3 separate regions of the Homo sapiens genome follow, and regions 2 and 3 are each linked to region 1. A link is a loop called in an ENCODE intact Hi-C map of the cell type or tissue named here. Cell type or tissue: endothelial cell of umbilical vein. All regions are shown on one strand.

Region 1 (2,500 bases):
AGAATGTTACTACTGGTCTAATCCACCTGCTCCTTGGAACATGCCATGGTTTTGTACATTTCTGAGCCTTTATACGTGTTACTTCCTTTATCTAGAATGCATTTCCCAAACTAGTTTTCCTGTCTCTAACAGGGGGATAATAATAGTGTCACCTTCCTCAAATGGTGGTTGTGATGATTACACGACTTCTAAGCATTTGTTAGGTAAAGTATTTAGGAGAGGGTTTGACACATAATGAGCATCAATAAGTGTCAGTTATTACCATTATCTTACAAGACTTTGTTCAAATGCCACTTATTTTGTAATTTGCTGCTATCTCCCATAAATCTTTTGAACATGTCTTTACTGAAGTTCTTATCCCTTAATACTGTTGTTTTGTTATATATTTGTCCACCTTGCTGGGCCATGTGCTATGCAAAGGCAAGGCATGTGCCTCATGCTTCTTTAGATTCAAGGCATCTAGATGATGTTAGGTATGTAGTGGGCATGTACTGAATGGAAGTACTTCCAAGTGAATGGAAGACTTAAGTAGGAATGATAAAGACACTGATGAATCAAAACAAGTATGAGTACTCTAGCCTAGGCAACAAGAGCGGAACTCCGTCTCAAAAAAAAAAGAAGAAAAGAGAAAAGAAATCACTAAAGATCTTGCCGTCTTCTCTCTAGTATCTTTAGCAACTGTTCTACTCAAAACAAGTATGAGGAATGTTTACTACTTCATTAAACTGGTGTTTTTCTAATTTGACAAGGAAATTCTAGACTAATTGTTTTAATTAACTATAATTATTCTTTTTCTTTTTCTTTTTTTTTTTTTTTTTTTTTTTTTGAGACGGAGTCTCGCTCTGTCGCCCAGGCCGGACTGCGGACTGCAGTGGCGCAATCTCGGCTCACTGCAAGCTCCGCTTCCCGGGTTCACGCCATTCTCCTGCCTCAGCCTCCCGAGTAGCTGGGACTACAGGCGCCCGCCACCGCGCCCGGCTAATTTTTTGTATTTTTAGTAGAGACGGGGTTTCACCTTGTTAGCCAGGATGGTCTCGATCTCCTGACCTCATGATCCACCCGCCTCGGCCTCCCAAAGTGCTGGGATTACAGGCGTGAGCCACCGCGCCCGGCCTCTTTTTCTTTATCTTCATGCAAATCTAGGTGTTTTTTTAAGAGAAGGCTCAAAATCTCTTCCATCTTCGTTTCTCTGGGTTCTGAATAAAAATAATTGCTATAGTAGAAACTTCACCAAATAAATACTTGGTAAACCTTATACCTCTTCAGTTTGTTACGTTAGGGTCTTCTGATTGAATAATTTACAGCTGCTTTTGTTGGTCTTTTCTCAGACATAAATCTTAAAACGTTTGCATCCTGGCCAATACAGAATCAACACAGTGCTAGAGTCGTAGAGCTAGATTATGGTGCTACCTAGTGGTCAATTTTTGGCACATACGTCATTGAAACTGTCTCATGCTCTTGCACGTTTTCATTCTATTTTTTTATACTGACAATTGTAAAATGTCATTAGAAATCACTAAAGATCGGCCAGGCACGGTGGCTCAAGCCTATAATTCCAGCACTCTGGGAGGCCGAGGTGGGCAGATCACGAGGTCAAGAGGTAGAGACCATCCTGGCCAACATGGTGAAACCCGTCTTCACTGAAAATACAAAAAATTAGCTGGGCATGGTGGCGGGCGCCTGTAGTCCCAGTTACTTGGGAGGCTGAGGCAGGAGAATCGCCTGAACCCCAGAGCCGGAGGTTGCAATGAGCTGAGATCGCGCCACTGTACTCTAGCCTGGGCAATGAGAGTGAAACTCTGTCTCAAAAAAAAAAGAAAAAAGAAAAGAAAAGAGAAAAGAAATCACTAAAGATCTTGCTCTCTTCTCTCTAGTATCTTTAGCAACTGTTCTATGTGTCATTTCTCTTCCATTCACCTAGTTTGCATCTCTTCAACGAATAGAGAATTTAAAGGCATACTTCAAGACCTGTCAGATACCCTTTTCTCCCACAGGAAACTGGAACTTTTACAGGCAGAATTCATGACACCAGCTTCTTTGGGCCATGCTACCACACGCCCCCTCTGACTCCAGGCAGATCTCAAAGGCTGCCCATGACAAAGGCACGCCCCTTTGCACACATTCTTCTAAACAATCATTCCCTTTCCCTCTTTTGAAACCAAACAATTCCTTCAAAAACACAGTTTCAGGCATAAAATAGGAAATAGTACTAAACAAACGGAAATATTTTGCTTTAAATACTGAAGCCATTTGTTTACATTAAGAAATAGTTTGCATTCAAAGCCCATAAATGAAAAGAATCATGAATCATCCATCACAAGGGGACTTTATAGATAAGAAATAAGCTCTGGCCTGAACAATTGTATGAAGTATGAACAACTCTTCTCTGGGAGTTTTTGCTGAGTCATTTTTCAGGAAGTGGGCTGTCCAGGGAGATTTCTACGGAGGAACAATCGACAATATTTTCATATTAATAACCTCCAGTTGCTTTATTGTTCTC
Region 2 (2,500 bases), 50 kb before region 1:
GAATGGGAAGCCCTACCACATAATAATCCAGAAATAAGGGTCAAGACATGGTTTACGTTACTAGACTCCTGATGAAAACAGCATGTCAAAGAGGTCACCAGGCTGATGATGATGATGATATGCCATATAAATTTTACACACTTTTAGTTTTTTCACAACACCAACAATATTGTACTGCTAAGTAAAAAACTGAAGTTAAGGTAAGTATCCTAAAATACTGCTGCTTGGTATTCAAACCAATGCTATAGCCTGTAGCTACAGAGTAACTGAGAGTTTCTAGCAACTAAAGAGGAAAAAAATGTATATACATAGAATCCAAATTTCTTTTTTCCTTTTTTCTTTCTTTTTTTTTTTTTCTGTGACATGGTCTTGCTCTGTCGCCTAGGCTGAAGTGCAATGGTGCAATCCCAGCTCACTGCAACCTCTGCCTCCCCGGTTCAAGCAATTCTCCTGCCTCAGCCTCCCAAGTAGCTGGGATTACAAGCATGTACCAACACACCTGGCTAATTTTTTTTATATTTTAGTAGAAATGGGGTTTCACCATGTTGGCCAGGCTGGTCTCAAACTCCTGACCTCAAGTGATCTGCCCACCTCGGCCTCCCAAAGTGCTGGTATTACAGGCATGAGCCACCGTGCCTGGCCCAGAATCCAATTTCTTTCACCACGGAATACTGAAAAATATTTCTTGTTTACATAAAACTCACGTTCTATGTGTTTTTCCATGAAATATTTCATCTAGTTTGCTATATGTGCTCGTAAAATGCTTTATAAAATAATGCCCAGATGCTTCCTCTAATTTATTTGAAGAGATTCTGTCAAAGAATTTGTAATGACAGAATTGATATACTTTAATATGTTTCTTAAAAGATACATTCATATCTTAAAGGATTATATGACCCTTCAAAGCATCAAGAGCAAGCAAAAGCATAAAAATGAAGAACGATTTTCTGTATATTTCTGATGTTGAATTTTACTTGACTTGTTCTCACAAATAGTATCCTGTTTCCACGCACAGAAAAAAGTCTAGTGTCGTGTGTTAGTTAACATTGCCTCCTATAACTAGTGTTGACATTCTGTATTACTGACATTAATACTCACTGTAATTTTGAATAACAGCACAGCACACTGATGATCATTAATGAACATCCTCCATGGTGAAACCTGAATTCATAATCAGCCAGCACAGATTTGCAATAGACTTCCTCCTTCCTGTTTTTACATTCCTGACCAAAGAGGTATCTCTTCCTGTTGACTTTTGGGCATTTGGTAAAATGCAAAAAATGAGAGATGAAAACACCCACTATATTTAATTGTATTTGTCCTCTAGGATAAAATGAATTGCGAAAATAAATTTTAATTCAAAAAGTTTAAACAAGTAGATTAATGAATGCAAATATAGACTGCTTTCCCAGAAAACTTCAGAAAATTAAACAAAAATATCAGACTGACTACAGCAGATCTAATGTGCACTTTGCGTAATAGCTTAAGAGATGAACTATATACTCAACCCAAGTCTTTTACAGGAATCTTAATCTACAGTTAAGAAGAAATTCACTGAAGGGCTGACTTCACAGCAAAACAAAAAGAATACTACTCAATCATAGAAAACAAAACATAAAATTAATTGAGCTTTACACTTATTATTTGTGCATTTATAATTCACTTATGATTTACAATGCTAAAGACTATAAAGTCTATAAATATCTTTATTTTTCAAAATAAAGATGTAACATTAATATTTATATACCCAAAAATTCAAAACCAATCTCATCGAACAGAAACTAAAGGAGATGCAACAAAAAAGAGAAACAAGTTAATAAAAGGGGACTTTAACATATCTCTCTCAATCCAAGAATGATCAGGTGAAAAATAACATGAGGCTTTAGAAGATATAATGAACTTAATTAATAAGGCATGTATGTGTATAAAACTGTGAAGCCTAATAAAAAACCATACACTTTGAAGACCACATAGAATACTCATGAAAACTAACCATATATTAAGCCACTAATAAAACCTCAATTAATTTGAAAGAATAGAATAAAAACAGATTGATCTAACTATAATGTAATAAAAGTAGAAATTAGTAGCAAAATTTAACAAATAAAAAAGACTCTCCATACTTGGAAAGTTATAAAAAACACATAATATAAAAAAACTTTTGGATCAAAGGGGAAATAAATACAGCAGAATTGCTTTAAAAGAGCAATAAGGAAGATATATCAGAACATGTAGAATACACCTAGAGCAATCATCAGTGAAGAAGAACAGCATTAAATAATAACGTCAATAAATGAATTACGTACAAAATGCAAAAAGCTAGGAAAAGAATAAAAGAAATGGAAAGAATCATTAAAAATAAAAGCAGAAAGGAATGAGTTAGAAAACAGAAAATGTATGGAACTACTAAACAGGTTTTTTAAAAAAATCAACAAAACAGGCAAACCACTAGTTAACCAAACAAAAGGGGAAAACAATGACTGAAATTACAAATACACAA
Region 3 (2,500 bases), 57 kb before region 1:
GAGAACTTACTATCAGGAGAACAGGATGGGAGAAACCACCCCCATGATTCAATATCTCCACCTGGTCCATCTCATGACTATTGGGGATTATGGGAACTATAATTTAAGAAGAGATTTGAGTGGGGACACAGCCAAACCATATCGCTGATACTCTGCAATCCAGAAGCAAATCAGAAACACAACAGCTCCAAGGAAATAATACGTAGGTCAAGAAAAAGGAAGATTCCTTCTACCAATATTAAGCATTGTGTAAGTGCACAAGCAATAGAAACTGAAAATGAAGTGCAGAAAACAGGCATATACACAGGCAACTTTAATACAGAGCACAATTATTCCTTAAATCATTAAAATTTATCTACACTGAACCTATTCTTCAGAGAGGCAAGAAAGTAAATGAAGTAGTATTATGACATAGGTCCAAAATTCTTTGCACATCTTACAATAAGAGGAAGGGTCTACACTCCCTTCCTTTAATCTGGGCAGGCTTGTGACTACTTTCACCAATGGAATATGACAGAAGTGACACTATGTGACTTCAAAGACTAGAAAAGGCCATGCAATATCTACCTGCCTCCTTTAGACACTTAGTCTGGAGAAAGCCATCCACTATGTAAGAAATCTGACTATCCTAAAAATGACAAGCTGGAAAGGCCACATGTAGCCACTCCCAAATGACAGCCACAGCAACTGCCAGCAATGTGGGCGAGCCATCTTGGCTGTCTAGTCCAGTTGAGACTTCAGATTACTTCAGCCCCAGCAGGTAGCTGACAGCAACCAATATCCATTTGACTACAACCACATACGAGACCCCAACCTACAACTGCCCAGCCAAGTCTTTCCTGAATTCCTAAAGAAAAACAAAAAGTTTTCATGTAGAATACAAGTTACTTGGAAATTTGCATAAAATATTTAAAATAGTATTAAACTTAAAATATTTCCCAGGATAATTCCTTTTTTCTCCATTTTTTTCCCTTTTGGCACTAGTCCTTTTTGGTGCTGTCCTAAACTTATTTTCTACCCCTGGATGCCCTTCCCCCTCCATATGCTTCAATACTAATTTTAAACTTCCTTCAAATTTCAGCTCAAGACAGTTCCTTAATGTTAATTTCATAAATAGCTATACTGGATAACCTTCCCATTACCAGAAATTTTCCCATTTTTTTTAACACAAGGTTTATATTACACTATCTTTTATTAATATGTACATCAAATTTACTCTCCCACTACTTGGTGTATATTTTATCTTCTAAGTTCCTTGAGAACTGAAGGTGTCTTCTATTTCTACATTCAATTCACAAGTGCTGTGAGGATATAAATTACAAATCTTAATAAAAAGAACAGGCTCACTAGAGGGCACCCTTTACCAAAAAGTAACCTCTAGAAATCCAAGTACAGTCGGCCCTCTGTATCTGGGGGTTCCGTATCCCTGGATTCAACCAGCCACAGATGGAAAATATTCAAGGAAAAAAAAAATGGGTGGTTGCGTCTATACTAAACATGCATGGACTTTTGTTCTTGCCATTATTCCCTATCCAATACAGTAAACCACTATTTACATGGCATTTACATTGTTATTAGGTATTATACGTAATCTAGAGATGACAAAGTACATGGGAGTATGTGCATAGGTTATATGTAAATACTACACCATTTTATATAAGAGATTTCAACATCCATGGATTTAGGTATCCACACCGGTTCCCGGAAGCAAATCCCCACAAAAACTGGGATGACTGTATTTTCATTTAGTACCACATCAAAATATGATGTGAATCTCATACTCGACCTAATCAACAACTAAGTATTATGAAATAAAAATAAAAATAAGATTTCCCTATTTTTTGAAGTGGTTTTACCCTGTTACCTATTGCTTTAATATAACTGTTTTAAAAAAAATAGCAGAACAGAATCATAAACAGCACAAAAATTATCTGGCAATTCCAGGCTCCTATGGGTAAGTATAAACAACACAGCACAGGATAAACTTTTATACATTACAGAGTGCCTGACATACAACAGGCATTCAAATATTGAAAGAACACATATAATAATTTTACTAAAGAACATCTTAAAATCAGTGTTTGAATTTGCAATAAATATATAAAAGTTACATATATTGAAAACTGATGGGAAATCAGTACTGATGGATAAGATCTATAAGGAATTGAATATCAATCAAATACAAACAAAAACATATTTTACTTGTCTTCTTCATCAGCATTTGAAAATCTACAAAGGATGATTTTTTATGATTTATTCATGTTAGATGTCATATATGAGGATAATACTGAAATTACTGAATGAAAAATAACCTAAAATTTCTAACAGACCTATGAGCTTTTTTTTCTCTTTTAGAGACAGAGTCTCACTCTGTTTCCCAGGCTGGAGTGCAGTGGTGTGATCACAGCTCACTACAGGTTCGACCTCAGGCTCAAGTGATCCTCTCACCTCAGCCTCTCCAGTAGCTATGACCACAGGCGTGCACCACCATGCCCAGCTA

Evidence for each region. Peaks named below come from ENCODE experiments on the same cell type or tissue, not always from the same donor. Only the 100,000 strongest peaks of a DNase experiment are listed, where the experiment ranks them.
Region 2: a loop joins it to region 1, with 4 times the contacts of the local background. A loop is called at or near these places in 20 of 110 quality-filtered maps.
Region 3: it touches region 1 in a loop (6-fold over the local background); 20 of 110 quality-filtered maps call a loop at or near these places.

Annotation. Positions count from the first base shown.
Region 1 is chr10:92,822,072-92,824,571 of GRCh38, reverse strand. No RefSeq gene overlaps it. Among named protein-coding and RNA genes, the nearest start is that of EXOC6, 25 kb to the left of the region's middle. RefSeq lists an enhancer at 2,166-2,460. In endothelial cell of umbilical vein, a CTCF peak has its summit at 1,437 (motif pointing left); DNase peaks (open chromatin) are centred at 1,401 and 2,261; H3K27ac peaks cover 1,351 bases.
Region 2 is chr10:92,871,911-92,874,410 of GRCh38, reverse strand. The region is part of intron 1 of EXOC6 (exocyst complex component 6); the gene reads right to left. Among named protein-coding and RNA genes, the nearest start is that of EXOC6, 25 kb to the right of the region's middle. In endothelial cell of umbilical vein, no CTCF peak of the experiment used is centred here; a DNase peak (open chromatin) is centred at 1,170; H3K27ac peaks cover 2,299 bases.
Region 3 is chr10:92,879,321-92,881,820 of GRCh38, reverse strand. All of the region lies in intron 1 of EXOC6 (exocyst complex component 6), which reads right to left. Among named protein-coding and RNA genes, the nearest start is that of EXOC6, 32 kb to the right of the region's middle. In endothelial cell of umbilical vein, a CTCF peak has its summit at 1,356 (motif pointing right); a DNase peak (open chromatin) is centred at 1,360.